Regions from separate parts of the Homo sapiens genome. Here region 1 is linked to region 2. The links are chromatin loops, found by intact Hi-C in ENCODE. Cell type or tissue: heart left ventricle. All regions are shown on one strand. Each heading gives the region's core, and the rest is flanking DNA. Links, peaks and the distances in the headings are about the cores only.

The links. A loop is a pair of places that touch in the nucleus more often than their neighbours do. Peaks named below come from ENCODE experiments on the same cell type or tissue, not always from the same donor. Only the 100,000 strongest peaks of a DNase experiment are listed, where the experiment ranks them.
Region 1: a loop joins it to region 2, with 2.6 times the contacts of the local background. A loop is called at or near these places in 30 of 110 quality-filtered maps.

Annotation. Positions count from the first base shown.
Region 1 is chr3:113,280,176-113,284,568 of GRCh38, forward strand. It overlaps BOC (BOC cell adhesion associated, oncogene regulated), which reads left to right. Exons shown (of 20, transcript NM_001378074.1): 14 at 383-488; 15 at 856-978; 16 at 3,236-3,457; 17 at 4,160-4,392. Among named protein-coding and RNA genes, the nearest start is that of BOC, 71 kb to the left of the region's middle. In heart left ventricle, for the core only: no CTCF peak of the experiment used is centred there; no DNase peak of the experiment used is centred there.
Region 2 is chr3:113,214,973-113,219,365 of GRCh38, forward strand. BOC (BOC cell adhesion associated, oncogene regulated) reads left to right here. Exons shown (of 20, transcript NM_001378074.1): 2 at 1,215-1,302. It overlaps LOC124909486, which reads right to left and starts at 658. Exons shown (of 2, transcript XM_047449436.1): 1 at 560-658. The coding sequence starts at 658. In heart left ventricle, for the core only: no CTCF peak of the experiment used is centred there; no DNase peak of the experiment used is centred there; H3K27me3 peaks cover 502 bases.

The sequences.
Region 1 (4,393 bases), core at 267-4,266, 65 kb after region 2:
TGCCTTGACCTGGTAGACCTCACCCTCCTTCCTGCCCTTCCCCTGACACCACAGGGGATCCCAACACAACTGTTCAGGGCCCCTTCTCAGCCACAGGGGCCCCTCACATGTCCAGGGAGATCAGAAGCAATTGAAGTCTTTGGAGAAATGGCAATTTGTTTCTTCTCTTCAAAAGCTTAGGGACCTCTAGGCTAAATAAAATAATGAGTAATCTTTACAACATTTTTCAGAGAACCTCAGGGATATCATTAGAAATCTTTGCCAGGGGTCCCAAGTGAAATTCAAACTCTGGACTGGGGTAGAACCTTCATACACCAGTGGTTTTGCTTTGATGATGTTTTCTCTGCCCATTGTCAACTTGTTTCTTCTCCATTCCCTATAGTACATCCCAGCAAGTAACAACAACACCCCAATCCATGGCTTTTATATCTATTATCGACCCACAGACAGTGACAATGATAGTGACTACAAGAAGGATATGGTGGAAGGTGAGACACAGTTCTGTGTTTATAGCTTCTGCGTGATATAGTTTCCTCCGCTGGCATGGGGGACAAGGTATTGGTGAAATCTGGTGAAGCATAAACCTGCATCTGGTGTGACACGAAGCTCTAAGCTCCGTGTCATTGACTCATTCATAATACCCTTGAAGCTGTCAACTTCATGAACCCATGTGATGATGGGACAACCTGGGTGGACACCTAGAACATTTCCTCCAGCGTTCCTCCACACGCCGCCCCTGTGCCAGTCAGTGGCATCCTCCCCCACACACTGCCCCAGCTGAGTCTGACTATGAGATTGGGATCAAGAAAACCATATACACATTGCCATGCACCATTCTCTGACTCTGTTTCCCAGGGGACAAGTACTGGCACTCCATCAGCCACCTGCAGCCAGAGACCTCCTACGACATTAAGATGCAGTGCTTCAATGAAGGAGGGGAGAGCGAGTTCAGCAACGTGATGATCTGTGAGACCAAAGGTGAAGCTCTTTGGGTTCTCTCTCCTGTCTTGGTGTTTCCAGCGAGGGAAGGCAGAGTCACCATTCCCTGTGCCTGTGCGGTGCTGGGCCTCTTTCCCAGGAAGACTCTTTGTTTTCCAAATACCCTCAGACTTGGTCATGTTTCACTCTCTACTCATTTGTCTGTGCCTAATACTAAATAGACCATGATGACACCTTCAAGGAACTTGATAATTAACTCATCCATGAAATCAGGGGATAGACCTCATTCTTAAGTTGGGAACTTCCTATAAATACTTTATTCCTGCAATGATATTTGGTGCTTACATGGGTTGGTTTATTTAACTGAACTACAATCCCATGAGATGGGAAAGGAAGTGGGCATGAGGAAGCTGTATACTGCAGCCAAGGCCATGCAGCCGGTTAGGGGTAGAGCATGCTTTGGGCCAGGATTGTCTTAACTACAAGACCAGCCCCTTTCTGTTGCACTTAAAACATGTTAAACATAGTCACATAATAACTTGTTAATATTTGCACATTGGTCAGATGGGGAGATAGCATTATCTCCGTTTTGCAGATACTGAAAGTGAGATAAAGCAGTTGTATTGCAAAGAACATAATCAGGAGAAGATCACAAAGGAATAGGAATAGAGACAGAACAACACATTTTTCTCTCATCAAGGCAATGGCATTCTCTCTCCTGCTTCACTGGCTTTCAGTTGTTCAGCAGATCCTCCCTGAGTGCCTCTGTGTCTCTCCCTGCCCTCTTCCATCATGCACACCAGAGGGAGGGCAGATACATGCACAGCCCAGAATCCTGGATCACCTGGTGCAGGGAGTGCCCAGAGGGAGGAAGAGACTTCATAAAGCCTTCACACTGGTCTTCTGGAAGGACCGAGTCTTAGGCTAGGATGAGGAGGGAGTGGCCTGGAGGACAAGGCTGGACATAGCTCCAGATGGTTGGGGTGTCAGGCACCGGGAAGGAGGTTATGGGAGTGAATGCCTAGGAAAGAGGCCACTGAGGATGGTGTGAGATGAGCCGGTGCAGCCAGGGAGAGCTGGAGCCACTGGAGGCTGTGAGGTGGAGGAGGGCTGTCAGTGGATTTGTCTGCTGAGATGGGTCACTGGTGACTGTGCAGGGAATGGGCTGAGGGTTGAGAACTGGGGCTCTAAAGTAAAGGTAAAGAGAAGGGATGGGTTTGAGTCTCTTTTCTAAGGAGGTGTGGGCGGGACCAGGGTCAGCTTGCATGCTAGGGCTGGGAGAGAGTGAAAGAAGTTAAAAATAAACTTCAAGGTTTCCAGCTGGAAGTACTGCACAGGTGATGTTGCCACTTATTGAAATGGCAACGGCAAGAAGACAGATTTCATGAGAAAGGAACAAGGTAAAACCACTTGGAGGCTTACTGAGTCTTTGACTCTTTGGAGACATTGAAATGAAGTGTCTTGATAAGGAGCAGAGCTCCTGCCCCGTGCAGGGGGTCCGGGTGGGGAGATTGGTTTGCGGCTCTTTAGGATATAGGTAGAAGTCACGGGACTAGGTGAGAATATACAGAGAGTACAGACGGGAGGAACCAGGAAGGCCTCCCAGTGTCTGTGGAGGCAGACGGCACAGAGAGGAAAGGAGAGGCATACAGAGCAGCAGAGAGGTGGGGGACATTAGGGGACAGAGTCCGAAAGCCGGGGGAGAAGATGGCCACGAGGGCCAGCAGGGTCAGATGCACCTCCTAACAGCAAAGCTAAAGTGAGGAGCTGATGGCCTTGACTCCACCTCTGAATTGGCATCTCACATGTACTGTGTGTCCTCGTGAGTCCGGGAACACCTGTCCCCCTGCTGTGATCCATGCTAATACCTAGTGCTTCACGTCTCAGTCCACCAGCAGGTAGCACGCTCTTGGGTGTCGGTAAATTCTTCCATTCCCAATTCTTTTTCTGGCTCCTGCATTTTAAATATTTTCTTCCAAAAGTTCACCAGTTCTTCCCAAAAGCACTACACCGCTTCTGCCGGAAGGACCCAGTCCAACTCTAGTGCATGGCTCACAGACATCTCGCTCTGCTTTGAAATATAAGGCTCAGGTCTCCGCCACAACACCAGATTTCACATTAGATTCCAATTTCATGCTGAGTGTGGACACCATTCAAATAAGAGATTTTGAGGCCCAATCTAGTGAGTCTGACCCCATTTCCCAAACCCATGGAATGGGGGTATTTTTTTTTCTATTTGTTGTGAAGGAAATATCAAAGAAACATATGCTGAAGTGAGTTTTGTCCACAATTACAGCTCGGAAGTCTTCTGGCCAGCCTGGTCGACTGCCACCCCCAACTCTGGCCCCACCACAGCCGCCCCTTCCTGAAACCATAGAGCGGCCGGTGGGCACTGGGGCCATGGTGGCTCGCTCCAGCGACCTGCCCTATCTGATTGTCGGGGTCGTCCTGGGCTCCATCGTTCTCATCATCGTCACCTTCATCCCCTTCTGCTTGTGGAGGGCCTGGTCTAAGCAAAGTGAGTGAGTGACGCTTTCAGTGGGAGGATCCTGGGTGGGAAATGGGGGCTCCACTAAGGAGGCCTCTGCCTAGGTCTGTGTCCATGGAAAGCTCAAGCCCAAGTCCCCCAAAGGTCTCGGAGGTCAGAGAACACCCAACGACTGGGCCCCTCCCCCAGCTCACAGACCTCGGCTTGGGGAGGAGGAAGGAGGGAAAGTTGGGCTGTCTTCTCTGCACCTTTGGAGCTCGGGACCTATGTTGTGCCATCTTCTGAAGTGTCCGAAGCTGCTCCTCTGACCTCACATTCCTACTTACAGTCCATCCTGCCTCTTCCCTGGGTGCGGAGCTGCCTTCAGCTTTCCCCTCTATCCTGGAATCTGACTTTTAGTCACTAATTTCTGCTTCAGATGGCAAAACATCTGGTCAGCTTACCTCCTCTAAATATTGTTCTTCTTTTCACTCACCGCCTCCTGCCCCCAAGCCCTGGACCCTGTATCTCCCCACCCTTCTCCCTGCAGAAGAGTCTAGGTGTCAGGTAGAAATGGGCGACACAAAGGAGACTCTAGGAGAAAATGTTCTCCATCGCTTGGGCACTGTCAACTCCCTGCCTACGTCCTTCAACCCTCTGTGGCCAGGAGCCTCCTGAGATCCTTGTGGGGCTTTTCCAACCCATCCCGGGCTACCTTGGCCTAAGCACACCTTTATTTTTCTGTCCTTCCAGAACATACAACAGACCTGGGTTTTCCTCGAAGTGCCCTTCCACCCTCCTGCCCGTATACTATGGTGCCATTGGGAGGACTCCCAGGCCACCAGGCCAGTGGACAGCCCTACCTCAGTGGCATCAGTGGACGGGCCTGTGCTAATGGGATCCACATGAATAGGGGCTGCCCCTCGGCTGCAGTGGGCTACCCGGGCATGAAGCCCCAGCAGCACTGCCCAGGCGAGCTTCAGCAGG
Region 2 (4,393 bases), core at 139-4,138:
CATGTGCATGCATACTTTTGACATAGTTGTGATAAGAGTATGAACTTTTGTCATCAGACAGCCCTGAAGTGTCTCTACATTTTTGACTAAAGACTCAGAGAACAGATGTAGCCAACTACTTTGCTGTTGGTTGGAAAGACCCAAATCCTAAGTGTGCTCCCACATGGAGCCTTAACATGTAACATTTTCATAATTTATGAGGTTGACTCAAATATTTGGGGTTAGGGGGTGGGATGGGAGAGGGTGTTTGTTTTTAATCTATAAACCCGTGTTTATGAAAAGCTTGCCTAAAGAAGGTTTTGCTTCTTTGGAGCCCTCAGGGTTGGTAACGGATAGAGAAGAGGAGGTGGAATGCAGGAAGGAAGGTTTAGAGGATCCATCTCAAATGGCACTGCCTTTAGGAGGGTTAGGAAACTGGGGTTGGAATCTAAGCTCTGCCTGTGAACTCCATTCACACTGACTCAAACCACTGAACTAATCTATTCCTACATCTCTACTGCCACCCAGTTAGACACCTTCCCCAAGTTTGCCTGCTCTTTCCTGCCCTTCCTTTTATTACTCCACCATCTTTTTCATTCCTGCCACCACCAGACTTGTTGATGCCCTTGACAATTGTTGCTGGCACGTGGCTGGGCCCCCAGTGCCAACCTGTGACCATCCCACCCATTCTCCATGAGTCCTATAATCAAGTCACCACCCAGCTTTAAAACAACCTAGGTTTAAAACCCTAATTTCTTAAAGCTCTGCTGTGTAGCTCTGTCCTACCTCATGATAGTATTACTTCAGTAGGAGCCACCTTCTCCAATCTAGCAGCTGACCCTTGGTTTTTGCTGAGTTCATTCCTTGCCCTCTGTATTATCACCCCAAATCCCTTCCATGTAAGCCTGACTGATTTTATATGAGGCCTGTTTATAATGTGTTCTTAAGAAATAGTTGATGACTATTGATGAAAATGGACTGCTGAACATAAAGGTAATGGTTTTGTAAAGTACAATCATTGTTCTTAATCCGTTGTTCATTTCAGCAGGGAGCCAGGAAACTGGACATTTCGGGAGGCCTATGGTCTTAGAAAAATCGCTTTTCTACTGTTTTCTTATTTATAAAATGTATTGATAAGGACTTACTATGGTTTATATCAATGCACCTTGTAAAAAGCAAATACTTCAGAACTGTTTATTTTGTTCAAAAGATGAGATAATTCTCTTTTTCCTCAGTTTCAGAACAAGCTTCCTGGAACCCATGACCCATGAAGTCTTGTCGACATTTATACCGTCTGAGGGTAGCAGCTCGAAAGTAGAAGAAGTGGGTGAGGTTTTCTCTTCAGTCTGATAGCTCTGGCCTATTAGGTCAGCCATTTGTTCATGTTTTGTGTTACCACTTAGAGATAGTTTTTCTCATCCTCAAGTATTGGGAGTCCAACTTTGAGTGGAATCTGGACTAAACTTCAGGTTAGTTCTAGCTCGGTTCATATGCTCTTTTAGTCAAAGCCTGTGATGGCTATGTGAACCCCCTTGCTCTGTGGCAAGCTCTGTCAGACATGTTAGATACAAACCGTTTACTATGGGATTTGGAGTCCAAGCTTGCTGTGAAAAAGTCCCGCGTAGGTTTGGGTGAGGAAAGCCATGTGTTTATGTCTCTGTCAGTGGTATCACAGCAAATGCCTTGTGGTCTGATGTACTGGGCAATGTTTATCTCACAAAAATCAGCGGGATTGTGATTCTTCCCATCTTCTGAAATAAAGTTAGGAAATAATTTCTCTTTTCCTAATAGTGAATTTGGCCTTCTCTTCAAAGAAGGCCTTTGATGTTTGGGACAGGATTATTGGGCAGTAAGAGGAAATCAGAGCAGAAAGACACAGTTAACCTAATTCAGTTGCCAGAGAAAATGTTGAGGAAAGTCTCAACCCGTTCTGCTGGTTAGCAAAAGGAAAGTGCATAATATGGGTAGGGTGGGTAGGGTTGAAGAAAAATTACCCGAAGCTGAGCAGTGGAAAGTAGAGCAAAGAATGTTTATTCTTCTCCAAAGTGAGTTTGGACAGTATTGGACAAGATGAAGGTGGTGAAGTAGGTGGAGGTTGGCGCCTTCATCCTTTCAACAATGCTTGCTGTGTGCCTGGCATCAGGTGTGGGCTGGCAGGAATTAATACCAGAGCCCATGCGCCATCCAGAATCCTATTACTGGCCTGAAGGGAAACGCAGAGCACTGCCATGCAAACTCTAGGGTTGAAGTGCTTGGAATGGGTCCGTTAAGAAAGACTTCTTGGCCTGGCAGAGTGGCTCATGCCTGTAATCGCAACACTTTGGGAGGCCAAGGTGGGAAGACTGCTTGAACCCAGGAGTTCCAGGCCAGCCTGGGCAACATGGCAAAACTCTGTCTCTACAAACAAACAAACAAACAAACAAAAATTAGCCAGGCGTGGTGGCATGCGCCTGTAATCCCAGCTCCCTGGGAGGCTGAGGCAGGAGGATCCCTTGAGCCCAGGAGGTTGAAGTTGCAGTGAGCTGAGATGGTGCCACTGCACTCCAGCCTGGGTGACAGAGTGAGACCCTATCTCAAAAAAAAAAAAGAAAGAGAGATGGGAGATGGGAGAGGGAGAGGACTTCTTGAGAGAGAGAGGAGTTGCAATCTCAGGCAAAGTCTTAAAAGCAGAGATGGGACCAATAGTACCAAAGTGTTCTTTTATCTCTCCTTGTATGTGTTGTTCATTATTTTCTTCCCTAAAACTCATTTTCCTCAGTGAATGGTAGGCCTAAGTATGCTTGAGACACAACATTTCATGTTCAGCATAGTTTTTTTTTAAAATACTTTTTGGAAAGTTAAAACCTGGTATCAGCATTAACTGTGCAAAAACGCAGAAATCTGGGTCTTAAGTTCCTAAAACCAATTATTGAGTGGCTTTCGGGGAGAAAAGGAGAAGTGTGTGTTTTTGTAAAAATTTTCATCTACATGAGATTTTAGCTGAGAATCCTAGAAATACATGCCTGAATTCAGCTTTTTACCTTTCAATTCCATTTGCCATTTGTTTTACCGTCTGTGGCTCTGAAATCATTCCCACAGTACCAAGTGAGGAGACATTTATTTTAAGGACGTGAAAGTTGCCGGGCTCTCAAGTTGCCCAGAAACTTCCTTGACTGCTAAGAGGAAGATAGCACACAGGATGGGAGCTACAGGTGAGGAAAGCGGAGCCTGTGGAACCGGCTGGCCGTGGAGGCCTTGGAGCCCCCGCCACCAAGTCTACGTTGGAACTGGACTTCGGAAGAGAGCCCTCCCCCACCTTCCCTGGCTCTGCCAGTATTTTTCCAGATTACTCCCAGCCAAGTGCCTTTACTAGTCTGAGCTCACCTAATATTACAATCCTAGCAGGTTTATTAGGTGTGGGTCACAGTTAATTGGAGAGGAAAATTGGGGAGTTCTGGGTTTATTCGTTTTTCTGTGAAAGCAGAGGCTGCTCTGTCTTTCTGTTTTCGGTCTTGTGACTATCATTTCATAGTGGTGTGAGGGGAGCTCTTCCCTCTTACATAGCTGTGCCCAAGTGAGAGAGACTTAAAAATGCAGTCAGTCAACACAGTGCCCTCTTTTGCAAGTGAGACCACATCAAGTCATGGAAATTCACAGCTGTTTACCTCTGTCATTATGAATGGATGTTTTGTAGTGAACAAGTTATATATGAATCTGCTGTATTATAGCCAAGAGTCTAATGGATCATCCAATGTACAGACTTCTGAAATAATCACCTGCAACCCTGCCTTCAGAGTTTTTGTGGTCTGCCATCTGCGAAGGCCCCACAGTCAGGTGCTTTTCATTCTATAGGCTTCTGTTGCAGAGCTGGAGGCTGGGAAGTTAGGCCTGGCTTTGCCTGTCTGGACTGTGGCAGCTTGCCAGCAAGTGTCACTGGGTGGTCTTCAACAATGGGAGAAGGGGGGTGGGGGAGCTCAGCTCTCCTCCCCAAAGAGGAACAACAAGGTGGCTTTCTATAGGTGGGTTTTGCATTGGCAACCAGTCCCTTTGTCACTGACACACCATATAGGTCTTGAGTGTGGGTGAAAAGAATTGAACAGGTTGTCCAAAGGTGGTATTGTGATGGGGTTAATGTGTGTTCCAGATTTTACAAATGAAGCCTTGTGTTTATGTGGCAAGCCTCCCTCCCAAGAGAAGGAGCACACACAAGCAGCAGGTACCCTTCATCGTGTGAGGGAAGAATTATTATTCTCACTTGGCATGGGAGACGCAAACCTCCCGGTGCAGGCTTTCACCCCATCGCTTAGGGAATTAACGGTGGACCTGGAGGGCAAACTGAGGTTGGTTTGTCAGTGCCAAAGAGGCAGAGCTACCTGCCTCCACTGCCCTTCCAGCGATGGAGAGAATGTAACTGCCATTTAATGAGCACCTACTG